2 separate regions of the Homo sapiens genome follow, and region 2 is linked to region 1. A link is an interaction called in ENCODE POLR2A ChIA-PET data of the cell type or tissue named here. Cell type or tissue: PC-9. All regions are shown on one strand. Each heading gives the region's core, and the rest is flanking DNA. Links, peaks and the distances in the headings are about the cores only.

What was found. Peaks named below come from ENCODE experiments on the same cell type or tissue, not always from the same donor. Only the 100,000 strongest peaks of a DNase experiment are listed, where the experiment ranks them.
Region 2: POLR2A ChIA-PET joins it to region 1 with 7 read pairs; 3 of 35 experiments call an interaction of 5 or more read pairs at or near these places.

The regions. Positions count from the first base shown.
Region 1 is chr10:12,325,621-12,332,060 of GRCh38, reverse strand. It overlaps the pseudogene RN7SL198P. Among named protein-coding and RNA genes, the nearest start is that of CAMK1D, 21 kb to the left of the region's middle. In PC-9, for the core only: no CTCF peak of the experiment used is centred there; DNase peaks (open chromatin) are centred at 2,860 and 4,330; H3K27ac peaks cover 1,441 bases.
Region 2 is chr10:12,683,265-12,692,061 of GRCh38, reverse strand. All of the region lies in intron 3 of CAMK1D (calcium/calmodulin dependent protein kinase ID), which reads right to left. Among named protein-coding and RNA genes, the nearest start is that of MIR4481, 34 kb to the right of the region's middle. In PC-9, for the core only: no CTCF peak of the experiment used is centred there; no DNase peak of the experiment used is centred there.

The DNA of each region.
Region 1 (6,440 bases), core at 370-5,369:
AATGAGCCATGACTGCACCACTGCACTCCAGCCTGGGCAACAGAGTGAAACCCTGTCTCAAAAAAAAAAGAAAAAAGGAAAAGAAACTATACTTCGAGTACCTATACAAATGTTCGCTTTTCATTTTCAGCACAGTGTTCAATACATTCCATGAGATACTCAATACTTTTTATTTATTTATTGAGACAGAGTTTCGCTCTTTCTGCCCAAGCTGGAGTGTAGTGGTGCAATCTCGGCTCACTGCAATCTCCGCCTCCTGGGTTCAAGGGATTCTCCTGCCTCAGCCTCCTGAGTAGCCGAGATTACAGACGTGCGCCACCACGCCCCGCTAGTATTTGTATTTTTAGTAGAGATGGGGTTTCACCATATTGGTCAGGCTGGTCTCAAATTCTTGACCTCATGAACCGCCCACCTCGGCCTCCCAAAGTGCTGGGATTACAGGCATGAGCCACCTTGCCAGGCATATTTATTTATTTTTTGAGAGGGACTCTTGCTTTGTCGCCCAGGCTTGAGTGAAATGGCACGATCTCAGCTCACTGCAACCTCTGCCTCCCAGGTTTAAGCAATTCTCCTGCCTCAGCCTCCCGAGTAGCTGAGATTACAGGCGTGTGCCACCATGTTCAGCTAATTTTTTTGCATTTTTAGTAGAGATGGGGTTTCACCATGTTGGCCAGGATGGTCTTGAACTCCTGACCTCAGGTGATCCACCTACCTCGGCCTCCCAAATCAACACTTTATTTTAAAATAGGCTTTGGGTGAGATGATTTTGCCCAACTATAGGCTAATGTAAGCGTTCTGAGCACATGTAAGGTAGGCCAGACTAAGATGTGATGTTGGGTGGGTTAGTTATACTAAATGCATTCTCAGCCGGGCATGGTGGCTCACGCCTGTAATCCCAGCATTTTGGGAAGCCAGGGTGGGCAGATCATTTGAGGTCAGGAGTTCAAGACCAGGTTGGTCAACATGGTGAAACCCTGTCTCTACTAAAACTAAAAAAATTGGTCAGGCGTGGTGGCTCACGCATGTAATCCCAGCATTTTGGGAGGCTGAGGCGGGCAGATCACCTGAGGTCAGGAGTTTGAGGCCAGCCTAGCCAACATGGTGAAACCCCGTTTTTACTAAAAATACAAAAATTAGCTGGGGGTGGTGGTGTGTGCCTGTAATCCCAGCTACTCAGGAGGCTGAGGCAGGAGAATCGCTTGAAGCCAGGAGGCAGAGGTTACAGTGAGCTGAGATAGCACCATTGCACTCCAGCCTGGGCCAGAGGGTGACACTCCATCTCAAAAAAAAAAAAAAAAAAAAAAAAAAAAAAAAAAGCCAGGCATAATGGCGCACACCTGTAATCCCAGCGACTCAGGAGGTTGAAGCAGGAGAATCACTTGAACCCGGGAGGTGCAGGTTGCAGTAAGCAGATGCACTCCAGCTGGGCGACAGAGAGAGCCTCTGTCTCAAATAAATAATTAATTAAAGAAATAAAGGCATTTTCAACTTAACATAATTTTCAACTTACAATGGTTTGTCAGGACAGAACCCAATCATATAAGTCAGAGAGCATCTGTATTTACTTTGCCAGGTTGTTTTAAGAACATTAGACAGTGAGTGACTGTAAAATACCTAAACCAAAGGCAGTCAATAAATAGTAGCTACTGTTGTTGTCAGGAATTTTCACTTGAAAAACAAGATGACTTGATCAGTTTTATTTGAGCATGAAATAAAAGCATACTTCGGTTACTCAGTTGTTCTGATTATAAAATTATGGTAATTCTTGGCCAGGCATGGTGGCTCACACCTGTAATTCCAGCACTGTGGGAGATCAAGGTGGGAGGATTGCTTGAGGCCAAGAGTGATACCAGCCTGGGCAATGTGACAAAACCCCATCTCTACCAAAAATACAAAAAAATAACTGAGCATGATGGTATGTGCCTTGGTCCCAGCTACTGGGGAGGCTGATGTGGGAGGATTGCTTGAGCCTGGGAGGTCAAGGCTGCAGTGAGCCATCATGGTGCCACTGCACTCCTGCCTGGGTGACAGAGTGAGACCCCCATCTCAAAAAGAAAAAAAAAATTATGGTAATTCTTTATCTAAAAAGCTGCAGAAGAATACAGAATGAGTCAGTCAGCACCCCAGCTTCTATGGCTTAAGGTAAATCACCTTACCATTTCTAAATCACTCCTTGGTTAAAAAAAAAAAAAAAAATGTACCAGTGGCAATGTTTGCTAGAGCATTTATTAAAATAATTTTGGTCAAAGGAAATACCAAAGTTTATCATTAAGATTCCACAGTGACTCTGAATTCCATTTTGAACATCCTTCTTTGATCTCCTTTGGAAATAGCCTGAGTTTTTCCCTTGGGAGGCAAAGGAATCAATTTTTGTTAATCTTGTTTATACTATAGAGGATGCCAAATTTCAAGCACCGAAAGATACTTCTGAAATGGGCCTGAACACAGTGTCAAGGTTTGACAATAGACACATTTCACCATTTTCACTGACGTCAGCTGACAAAGAAGCTGGCATTATCTCTAATAGCCCAAAACTGGAAACAGCCCAAGTGCCCAAACAGTCAAGACTGTTTCCATAAAGAAATGGAATATCAGCCTTTCACTGAAGATAAAGATCCTGTTCAAAATCATATCAAGGGGCCGAACGCGGTGGTTCTCGCCTGTAACCCCAGCACTTTGGGAGGCCTAGGCAGGCGGATCACCTGAGGTCAGGAGTTCAAGACCAGCCTGGCCAACATGGCAAAACCTCGTCTCTACTAAAATATACAAAAATTAGCCGGGTGTGGTGGCACATGCCTGTAATTCCAGCTAATCAGGAGGCAGAGGCGGGAGAATTGCTTGAACCTGGGAGGTGGAGGTTGCAGTGAGCCGAAATTGTGCAACTGCATTCCAACCTGGGTGGCAGAGCAAGACTCTGTCTCAAAAAAAAAATCATATCAAGTAAAAAATTAAAATGAAGTAAGAATGATTGTATTAATCTAACAACCAGGTTTAGAAACTAACAAAGGGAAACAGGATCTTCTGCACAGTAGATGCTGATATGAAGATTTGATCTTGATCCCCAAGAGTGCAGTTTTCTGATATGGTTTTATCTTTAAATACATGTTGGGATTTTTTTGTTTTGTTTTTTGTTTTTGGGGTTTTTTTTTTTTTTAGCTGTATCTGCCAAGCCTTGGGGCATCACCATTCTGGAACCACCTTAGTCCAAGTTCAAAGCTTGGTTTAAAAAAAAAAGTTTCAGCCGTGCACAGTGGCTCACGCCTGTAATCCCAGCACTTTGGGAGGCCAAGGTGGGCGGATCACGAGGTCAGGAGATGGAGACCATCCTGGCTAACACGGTGAAACCCCACCTCTACTAAAAATACAAAAAACAGCCGGGCTTGGTGGTGGGCGCCTGTAGTCCCAGCTACTCAGGAGACTGAGGCAGGAGAATGGCGTGAACCCGGGAGACCGAGCTTGCAGAGAACCGAGATAGCACCACTGCACTCCAGCCTGGGTGACAGTGCAAACTCTGTCTCAAAAAAAAAAAGTTTCAGACCGGGCACAGTGACTCATACCTGTAATCCCAGCACTTTGGGAGGCCAAGATGGGTGGATCACCTGAGGTCAGGAGTTTGAGACCAGCCTGGGCAACATGGCGAAGCCCCATCTCTACTAAAATATAAAAAATCAGCTGGGTGTGGTGACGCTCACCTGTAATCCCAGCTGCTCAGGAGGCTGAGGCAGGAGAATCACTTGGAGCAGGGAGGTGGAGGTTGCAGTGAGCTGAGATGGCACCAGTGCACTCCAGCCTGGGGACAGAGTGAGTCTCAAAAAAAAAAAAAATGTTTCAGAGACAAAATCTTGCTGTCACCCAGGCTGGAGTGTAGTGGTGCCATCACAGCTCACTGTAGCCTTGAACTCCTGGGCTCAAGGGATCCACCTGCCTCAGCCTTCTGAGTAGCTGGGGCTACTGGTGCATGCCACCATGCCCAGTTAATTTTTTTAAAATTATTTTTGTAGAGATGGGGGTCTCACTATGTTGCCCAGGCTTGTCTCAGACTCCTGGCCTCAAGTGATCCTACAACAGCCTCCCAGAATGCTTGGAATACAGGCATGAGCGCCTGTACCCAGCCTACATACATGTATCCTGGGTAAGTACTTGATTATCTTTACAAAGTAACCCTTCCTATAGTCCATGTTGATTGAGCATCTACTATGTATCAGGCATTGTTGGGGAAATACCAGTGAAGTGACATTCTTTTGGAGTTGACATTCTAGTGTGGGACATAAACAATAAACAAACCTGTGAGTACACCCCTTTACAAAAAACAATGTTCACTTTTAAATTGCACAGCCACACAGTCAAGTAGGTAGGGTTTACTGTGTGCATCAGATAGATGAGGAAACAAACTTGGCTGACATCAGCCAGCTGGAAGTGATAGACACACCTAGGATTTGAACCTAGGTCACCTGGTACTTTTCCCTTTGCCAATAGCAGGTTAAGTAATTTAGATCAACCCTCCTACGAAAGACAACTTAAAAGCTGGCTGAAAGATTTGTTTAGTTTTCTTAAGAGCATCAAAATGATAATAAGGTAGCGAAGAAACATCTGCCAAAATCAAGGCCAGGACAAACCCAGAAGTGGTTTGCCCAGCCCACAGAGCTTTTATTCTAAGGCATTTGTCAATCTGGAAAAAAAGAAAAAAAAAAAAAACAGCTTTGAAAATGAGCTATTCTTTCCATAGTCTCACAGGCTTTGAACACAATTCAGAGCCCAGGACCTGCCAAGGCTGGGGATCCAGATACACCACTCCCCATGTCAAGCAAGCTCCTCAGGGTTGGGGAGAAGGGCAAGTATGCAGCCCTCAGGCTCACAGTCAAGTTCAGATCGTCTGGGCGGTCCGGGAGTCTCAAACTTTGAACTTGGATTAAGGTGGTTCCAGACTGGTGGTGCCTCAAGGCCTGGCAGACACAGCTAAAAACCTCTCTGGAAGACTCCACCATTATTCATATATATATATTCATACATATGCAGTGGCCGATACCACCTAAGAGAATTCAGGCACTCAGGAAAGCAGGACATCACAGCCCAGCGTGGTAGCTCAAGCCTGTAATCCCAGCACTTTGGGAGGCTGAGGCAGGTGGATCACTTGAGGCCAGGAGTTCGAGACCACCCTGGCCAACATGGCGAAACCCCGTCTCTACTAAAAATACAAAATTAGCTGGGTGTGGTGGCACGCACCTGTAATCCCAACTACTCAGGAGGCTGAGGTAGGAGGATTGCTTGAGCCAGGGAGGTGGAGGTTGCAGTGAGCAGAGATCACACTACTGTACTCCAGCCTGGATGACAGAGCAAGATTCCGTCACAAAAAAAAAAAAGAGAGAAAAAAGAAAACAAGGCATTAAGAGCTAGGATGGCAGGAACAGCCAAGAGTGCAAACGAACTCGCAGAGACTTTAGAAATGAGAATTCTCAGACACAGGCCATAAAACAACTCTGTTTACCGCCTTCAGAAACATAAAAGCTACTCTTGACAATTATAGCAACAGGAAACTATAGAAAATGACATAAAAGATCTTTTAAATGGCCAACTAGAAATTCTCAAACTGAAAAATACAGTCATTGAAGTTAAAAAGCCAACGGCTGACTTCATAGCAGATCATCTCGGCTGAAGTGAGAATTAGTGAACCAGAAGACAGGTCAGAAAAAACTATACAGAATTCAGCTTGAAAAGAAAAAAAACAAAGGAAAATATGAAAAGGAGAGTGTGTTAAAAAGATCTAACATACATTTAATTGACATACAGAAAGAAAGAAGAATGAGATACTGGAGCAAAGCCAATGTTTGGAGAAATAATAGCCAGGAATTCTCCAGAGCTGACGGCAGACATCAACTCACAGTTTTTAAGAGCCCAGCAAATCCCAAGCAACATAAATTTGTAAAAGTCCACACTTAGGTACGATGCAAAAAACTGAAGACAGGCCGGGGGCCGTGGCTCATGACTGTAATCCCAGCACTTTGGGTGTCCAAGCAGGGCGGATCACAAGGTCAGGAGATCAAGACCATACTGGCCAATATGGTGAAACCCCGTCTCTACTGAAAATACAAAAATTAGCCAGGCGTGGTGGCACATACCTGTAGTCCCAACTACTTGGGAGGCTGAGGCAGGAGAATCGCTTGAACCCGGGAGGCAGAGGTTGTGGTGAGCCAAGATCATGCCACTGCACTCCAGCCTGGTGACAGAGCAAAACTCCATCTCAAAAAAAGTAAATAAAGTAAAAAACAAAAAAAAAAAACAGTCCAAGATACTTAATCCAAACTATATCATCATTCTTCATTAGAATCTAGAACATTTCTTTTTTTTTTTTTTTTTTTTTTTGAGACAGAGTGTTGCTCTGTCACCAGGCTGGAGTACAGTGGCACAATCTCAGCTCACTGCAACCTCTGCCTCCTGGGTTC
Region 2 (8,797 bases), core at 2,277-7,276, 360 kb before region 1:
GCAAAACAGAAGCTGCCAGGTCGTTAAACTCTGTCAGTCATAAAAGCCAAAGTGGGCTAGACAGGAAGGTCAGAGGTAGTCCCACAGCTGCAGAAGAATCAGTATCACTTGCCTTCATTGTTGCTGGCCACCTCAACATTTATACCATAGGATGTAATTTACAAGTAATAACATGCACATAAATGTAACGCGAATTACACATAAATTTACATGTAAGTGTTGATTGGTTATTCAAGGCTTTCTCCCCCTCCTCCTCTTCACTTTATTCACAGAGGGGATGCACCACATATACTGCATATTAAAATATAGAGGAGCAGATGCGGTGGCTCATGCTTGTAATCCCAGCACGTTGGGAGGCCGAGGCGGGCGGATGACAAGGTCAGGAGTTCAAGACCAGCCTAGCCAAGAGACCAGCCTGGCCAATATGGTGAAACCCTGTCTCTACTAAAAATACAAAAAATATGAGCTGGACGTGCTGGTGGGCACCTGTAATCCCAGCTACTTGGGAGGCTGAGGCAGGAGAATTCCTTGAATCCCGGAGGCAGAGGTTGCAGTGAGCTGAGATCGCACCACTGCAATTCAGCCTGGGCGACAGAGCGAGACTCTCACTCAAAAAAAAAAAAAAAAAAAAAAAAAAAAATATATATATATATATATTTATATATATATATATATATATATATTTATATATATATATATATATATATATATAGAAAACTTCAGCCCTGTAGCAGATACCCAACCTCTCTCGTCCACAGAGTTTCCCTCCCCATGAACAAGTGCCAATTGATACCGACACTGGAGGCTGCCTTCCTATTTCCTACTATTTCATGCAGCAGTCCAATTTCTAGAAAGCTCACCCACCCCAGCCTTTCTTCAGTTGCAAGCATCCCTTTACAGTCAGTCTTCAGTAAGTTGAGGGAAAGAAAGAGCAAGTTTCCAGATACCCTCTTTGCCGTTTCAGGGATTCATGGTTCAGCCACGCAGGTGTGATTGTTTGCATCATGGAACTATGGTGTTGACCTGTCATCTCTGACTTGAGTTGACTTTGTGAAACGACGCCCCCAGTCAACAGAGAGAAAGGGCTCCCTGTGGCTAAAATGACAGATGAAAAACAACACCTAGTGGCCATAACAGGGTGAGGGGTTGGTCACGTATCCCGTGTTACTAAGTGCCACAAGGCTTTCTTTTCTGTAATCAAACAGAAACCAGCTACTAAAAAACATCGTCAAAACAAGCACAGTGAAAACTTTCCCAACTGCCCCCAACTGCCTGACACCAGCTCTCCCAATCCCCATGACCCTCACCCCCGCACCACGCAGTCCTGCAACAACTCAGAGGACTGGCCTCATGGCTTTATAAACAATCTTTCCTCATAAACAGTCACAGACCTTAGGCCAGTTTCAGCCAGCTTAGAGAGACTGCACACAAACTGTGCGTCTGCAGTTCATCTTTTGACATAGGAGCCAAATTCTACCTCACTGTGAGGCTAAAACACAGCCTCAAAGTGAACATGAGATGTGTGTTACATATATGTTTATCTACTACACAGGCACTTGACCCCCCTCATAAATATTCACAGATTTCTCCCAAATCTACTAAATACGTACATAAGACAGGTCTCGTAAGGCATAAATAACAACTTCGCCCTCCCTTCTACAGGCTGTGCTTCTGTTTTACACTGGAGGCTGCGTCTCTCCAATCTACAGATTGTTTCTTATAGAAAATGACTCTTCCTCCACAAATCTCATGGTCTTTTATTAACAACCTCCATAATAGATACTGAGATATGAAATGAGTCAAGACACAGTATATGGAACAATGGCTGGCACAGGAAGTACTCCATAAATGGTGGCTACACATATTTCTGGCAGTTCTCTGGGTCACCAGGTCTACAGTCATGTGAGACAGGCGTTCAACACAAGGCCTGAGTGAAGCTATCAGGTCCACACGGAGATGGAAGAGAAATGACCAGCCACAGCCACAGAGCACGAGGCCGTACTCAGGTCACAGGACAGTGCTACTGTCAACACCAAGTCACAAAACAACATAAATATTTGCCAGCACCGACAATCTCTGTACATGACAGCCCTCCGTATGTTAATGTCTTGTTTACTTTGTATAAACCTTTCAATCAAAGGTTGAACTCCAAACCAGAATGAACCATAAAAATGAATTCACCCAACATAGACCTCATTTTCCCCCCACTTAATAATAAGCTGAATATAAAGACATTTTAAATTATAAATAGCAGGCTCAGTTCAAACCATTTCTTTTTTTTTTTTTGAGGTGGAGTCTCGCCCTGTCGCCCAGGCTGGACTACAATGGTATGATCTCGGCTCAACGCAACCTCCACCTCCTGGGTTCAAGCGATTCTCCTGCCTTAGCCTCCCGAGTAGCTGGGATTACAGGCATGCACTACCAGGCCTGGCTAATTTTGTATTTTTAGTAGAGATGGGGTTTCACCACGTTGGTCAGGCTGGTCTCCAACTCCTGGCCTCAGGTGATCCGCCCGCCTCGGCCTCCCAAAGTGCTGGGATTACAGGTGTCACCACCACGCCCGGCAAGTTCAAACCAATTCTTAATATCTACTCTTGTGAGAAAACCACTTCACGGGTACTTTTACCTGAGTTTTCTGTTCAAATGCATTTTAAATGTGGGATGAGGGTGAGAGAGAAACATGACTTCTTTATGAAGCAGGTGGTCAAACTACTAACAGGCGAAATAGGTTACTAAAGAGTATAGTTTGTTTAGTTAATGAGTATACTTAACCAATTAATATCGTTTCAGCTTTGCTTGAAAGAGCAGGGGTGGGCAGGAGGAGAGAACTGAGTAAATGACTAAAGTTGGTGCCCCAAGCTGGTTGCTTAGGGAAACCTCCTGAGACAACAGAGAGTCACCCCAACAGAGTGAGCATCATGTCCTTCCTTTCAGTTTAGTCCAAGTTGTATGAAGCAGGAAGGCAATGGGTAGAACACCATCCTCCCGCTGCTAAGCATTCTATGGGACTGAAGAGAAGGGAACTTAATATTTTCTCCCTCAGAAGCCTGAATCACCTTCTCAAAAATCTGAAAGAATGGGCTGGGCGTGGTGGCTCACGCCTATAATCCCGGCACTTTGGGAGGCCGAGGCAGGTGGATCTGCTGAGGTCAGGAATTCAAGATCAGCCTGACCAACATGGTGAAACCCTGGCTCTACTAAAATACAAAAATGAGTCGGGCATGGTGGAGGGCACCTGTAATCTCAACTACTCAGGGGGTAAGGCAGGAGAATCTCTTGAAACCAGCAGGCAGAGGTTGCGATGAGCTGAGATCGCGCCATTGCACTCCAGCCTGGGCGACAAGAGCGAAACTCTGTCACAAAAAAAATAAAAAATAAAAAATAAAAGAATGTAACTCATTTTAGAGACATCTGAGGCTAAACTAATGCTGCCAGCGTTTTGGAAATTAAAGGAATTCTAGGCCCTTGAAGGATCTGCACAACGTCACGACCTCCTTTGTGGATCTTAGGGTTCACAAGGAGTTTTCTCTGCAAACATGGCAAGAAAAAAAAACTGGTAAAATTAAGGCCCCAAATTCTACTGACCTGTTTGTAATTCTTTAAATCTTTCTCTCCTATATGTACCTTTTTTTCCAGAGGCTAAAGAGAAGTTAGTAATTAGATTGGTTTGTATTTAATCATATTTCAATAAATGATTTAGTTTTTTGGGGATGAAAGCAGAACTATGTTCCAGATGCTACGACACTAAGATTCAGTCATTCACACTAAGCAGAGTTTTGCCAACCCAGCCCCACAGGTGTAACCATAAGCCACGTGTTCACCCAGTACCCAGGAGAGACTTCAGGTGGAGAAAGAACTAAATAGGTCCTTAAAGGGTAGACTGGAAAAGGTAATGACACATGTCACAAGGATATTGCCTAACCTTACTAAACAAATCAGAACATGAAATACTTTGTCAGCAGAGCCTGCATTAAATGGATATTTCATTCGCCTTAATTCCCTCCTGTTTTGTGTCATGCCCATTTTTAGTAGGCAGCGATTGTTTTCAACTAACTTTAACACCTACATCAGACATACAGATCATTAATCAGTTGTATTTATGGCTATACTCAAAGACTATCGATCACTGAAACATGCTGTTCTTGGGCTTATGAGTCAAGATGTTCCTGAGACCTTGAGAACCTTGGGAGGAAGGAACAGGAGGTATATTGGCAAGAAAGCACAATCTATTACAGCCTTAGAGCTCATCAATGGGGAGGAAAATTCCTGACACTGTAGCCTGCAACAGCTGTGAACTTCAGCATCCCCTCTTTTTGATTTGTCTCCGGAATTGAGAGATCTGGCTTTGCTTTCAGTCATGGCTCTCTTGTTTGCACTGGGGCAAATGATGCCTCCTGTCCTAGTGTGATGCCTTCCACCCTTTGTCTTGGACACTTCTGAGCTGTACATATGCCTTTGGTTTAATGATTTGATCATGTGCCTTTGGTTTCAAGATTTGCTCATGTGAGAATATAATTTAGTTAGAATTTAGACGCCAATCACCACCATCCATCAGCCACTTCACATTACAACAAAATTAGGAGCTCGTCAGCTCACAGAGATTCCACAATCATATATTGAAGTCGTAACGGGAATCAAACTGCACCTTTTCAGCTACTACAAATGTAAAACCCAGTAGGGAGAAAACAGATGTAAAAAATTTCTGGCACATGGTTTTGGGGCACAACGCAGGAGGCATTGTGTTAAAAGGCACTTTGTCAAAACATGCTGTGTATTTTTTTTTTTTTCTGAGCATAGTATCAATAAATCAAAGAGAATAGCTGGTCCTGAATCAACATAAATTGTTCAGTGAGATAATTAAAGACCCAAGTCATTAAGGGCTCAGTACGAAGGCTGATATTAAAAATGAATATGTTCTGAGAGTGGACCACTTCAGGTCTCTTCCTATTTCAAGTATATTACACATCCCTGTACCTACCTCCTTCTCTCAATCATATCTCTCTACAGAGGAAGATTTTACGCTCTGATTGCGCCAGAAAAATGAAATTTTTTTGTCATATTGATAACTGACTCTCACTGCTGTGAGAATTATTGGTGGTATGAAAATAATTACTATTTGAGGTTGGTAGTCAAAGATCCAGTCTGCTAGAGGGAACTAAAGGTTTTTATGGATCTGGGAAGTGATTTTTATAATTAAGCCTTAAAGCCATGGGAAGAAGTACAAATAGAGCCTGTTTAATCTTTTTTAATATGGTAAAAAATTCAAATAGTACAAGTGTATACAGTAAAAAATGTTTGCTTCCCACTCCAAACACCCAATCTTCCCTCTGAGAATTAAGCCTAGCAGTTTTCTATATATTCCTCCGGACACTTCCTGTACAAATAAGCAGATATGTTTCTATATAACTCTGTTTTAAGCCATAAATAAAAGTATATATGGCCAGGTGTGGTGGCTAATGCCTGTAATCCCAGCACTTTGGGAGGCCGAGGTGGGTGGATCATTTGAGGTCAGGAGTTCCAGACCAGCCCGACCAACATGGTGAAACCCTGTCTCTACTAAAAATAACAAAAAATTAGCTGGACGTGGTGGTGCGTGCCTGTAATCCCAGCTACTTGGGACACTGAGGTAAGAGAATCGCTTGAACTTGGGAGGCGGAGGCTGCAGTGAGCCGAGATCGCACCATTGCACTCTAGTCTGGGCAACAGGAGCGAAACTCCATCTCCAAAAAAAATAAATAAATAAATAAAAAGTATGTACTACTACAACATCATGCATGGTACTTATTCATTAACATCATATCTTCGCAATCGTTCCATATCAACACGTACAAAGTAACCTCATCCAGGGCATATTCCTAAATATGTATATGGCACAGATGATGGGACTGTCAATGTGTGAACAATGTTAACTTCCAAACAGGCTAAAGTGAGCAGCAAAGAGCCTTAGAAAGAAAATGAACCCCTGCAACTACTGCTGTTCCAGCTGGTAGGTGTACATTTCAAGGCTCTCACTGTAGCCACTGTGATTCTAATCCAGAAAACTGTGTGTCTTTATCTACACAGTGAATGTATCAGCTCTCTGGGCCATAGCAGAGGGGGCAGCTGTAGTCTGGAAGTGCTGGAACAAAGTAAGATGTACTTGAAGGGCAGAGCAGAAAAGGCAGAGAAGTCCCACCTAATCCTCATAATCTCCGGCACAACTTTCCCGAAGAGCCGAAAATTCCCATGACTGCCCACTCATCTGTTCTGAAAGTGAGAGTCTGTCTCTAGGCGCTCGCCAGTCCTTCATCTTCCATGACTTGTTTCCACTCGAAAATGCCATCCTTTCTCTCTCAATCTCTCCAGCCCAGGATGATTGAGAACAGGGAGACAGTGAATCACCAGCGAGAAGGCCTAGGGTGACTTTTCTGAATAAAAATATGCATAATTCAGCAGCTGGAGAACTATTCCTGGAAACAGATGATGAACAGCCCAGGCTCTTTATAAAGGGCTGGGGTCAATTTCCTACTGGCTAAGCAAGTCGTACTTCTTAGGAAGGCATATCTTTGACCCAACTTAATACTGTAGCTATTATTGAGTCCTGGTGGCTCTTCTGAACCTGAGAAGCACAGTCATCAGTACTGAGTCCTTGTAAAAGATGCAGAAACTCAGATATATCTGGTGTTTCCAAATGGTTCTAACACTTATCTACAACTAAAGGTCACTAAAGGTTCTAGTACAGCAGAGTTAGTAATGACTATTGCTTTTGTTTGTTCGTTTTTGAGACAGAGTCTCGTTCTGTCGCCCAGGCTGGAGTGCAGTGGCATGATCTCGGCTCACTGCAACCTCCGCCTCTCCGGTTCAAGTGTTTCTCCTGCCTCAGCCTCCCGAGTAGCTGGGACTACAGGCATGCACCACCACGCCTGGCTAATTTTCGTATTTTTAGTACAGACGGGGTTTCACCATGTTGGCCATACTGGTCTCGAACTCTTGACCTCAAATGATTCACCCACCTCGGCCTCCCAAAGTGTTGGCGTGAGCCACCGCGCCCAGCCAGTAATGGCTGTTGTTAAAGACCTTTGGAAAACAAGGCTTAACTCTAGGAACCTTTGAAAAACATTATCTGCTTACAGACCTTGTTGAACTCTCAGGAGGCAGCTGTTCTCCTCCAATTCTAGTTGGAGCATTATATATGAACCACCCTGGATAAATGTTTGCCTGTTTTATACAGTAAACTTTGTTTCTAGAGTTTAAAGATCTTGACACTAAATAAATAGCACCATGATAAAAAAAAAAATTGGCCAAACTCCCAACATCTTCTGAATATATTCTCTTAGTGTTTTCTTTTCATTACAAGAATTACAAATAGGGATGTATAATATATATTTACACAAGAAGCTGACCAGTCACATTGTCTTTACCAACCACGGCTATAGGAACTTGTTCAATTCATACTGTGATGTGATTTTTTAAAAATAAGTGATCACTTAAAAATTATGTTAAAACAGTCCCACGATTTGGATGCCTTTTAGTATTTAGATCATGAATTGATCATCTTCTACTATATTGAGGAATACATTTTTTTTTAAATTAGTTATCTTCTTTGAGGAGCCTAACCAAGGGCTTATAACCTAAAATACCTGGAGCCTGTTCTTCCAAACGACTTGGCATAATTCAGCAGAAAATATCCTGGTTGTGGCTACTTCCGAGATACCCCCTTCTCTGACCCAACACAGTTTCTCTCCTTTCTTAGCACATCTGACCCTACAGAGACGCCGTTGGATATCACTGATCCATCCACCGAAAACATCAAAGTTCTCAATGTCACAAAACTCAAAGTTCTCCTCTGTTCCAGGAAGAATGTTAGCTTCTTAAAATGCTAACTATTAGAAAACACCACTGCAACCGGGTCCCTGCACACAGGCCTCTCTGACTTGTCTTAAGCAGCACAAACTGGCCGCTGGGCTCTGTAGCAAGTGTATACTAGTGATGTCTGTACACATCACTACTCTCAAAGACAAGAAATACCCTGTCCTTCATTTTTGCTATTCCTTACGGCCTAATTTGTATGTTTTAACGACATTAAATGTCACATTTGTATGCAATGAAACCTCATCATTTTCAGAGTGCACTCATGCATCTATGATGAGTGAAAAATAACATGTCTAGTTGCCCTGAAATGTTTTCAGTCTCATTTGCTTAGTCACTAGGGGTCTGAATAAGTGGTTATTGGAGGGGTTGATGAAAATAAAGGTATAATGTTGAATTTAAAAATTGTACTTATAGATTAGTCCATGTTACACACACACACACACACACACACACACACACACACACACACCTGGATTCCTAAATTCATTTACTTCATAATTTATTATGAACCTATTATGTACCAGGCATTGTGCATCTTCGGCCTTAAGGATGCGAAATTACTAAAACAATGATCCTGTTTTCAAGAAGCTCATAGTCAGAAGAGACAGACTAAATGAGAGCAAAATAAATCATGATAAAAACCACATAAGGAGCACAGTGAAAAAAGACAGGAAGGGCTATCACAGAACAAGTGTAACATTATCCATCGGTCCATCTTGAGAGTAAAAAGTGCCACTGAAGTTAGCACCATATATCTAAAATTTTAATTTATGAATTGATAAATTGGTTTTTATCATATTGGTAGGCTTATAAAAAGAATTTTATGGCCAGGTGCAGTGGCTTACACCTGTAATCCTAGCACTTTGGGAGACCAAGGAGGGCGAATCACCTAAGTCAGGAGTTTGAGACCAGCTTGGCCAATATGGCGAAACCCCATCTCTACTAA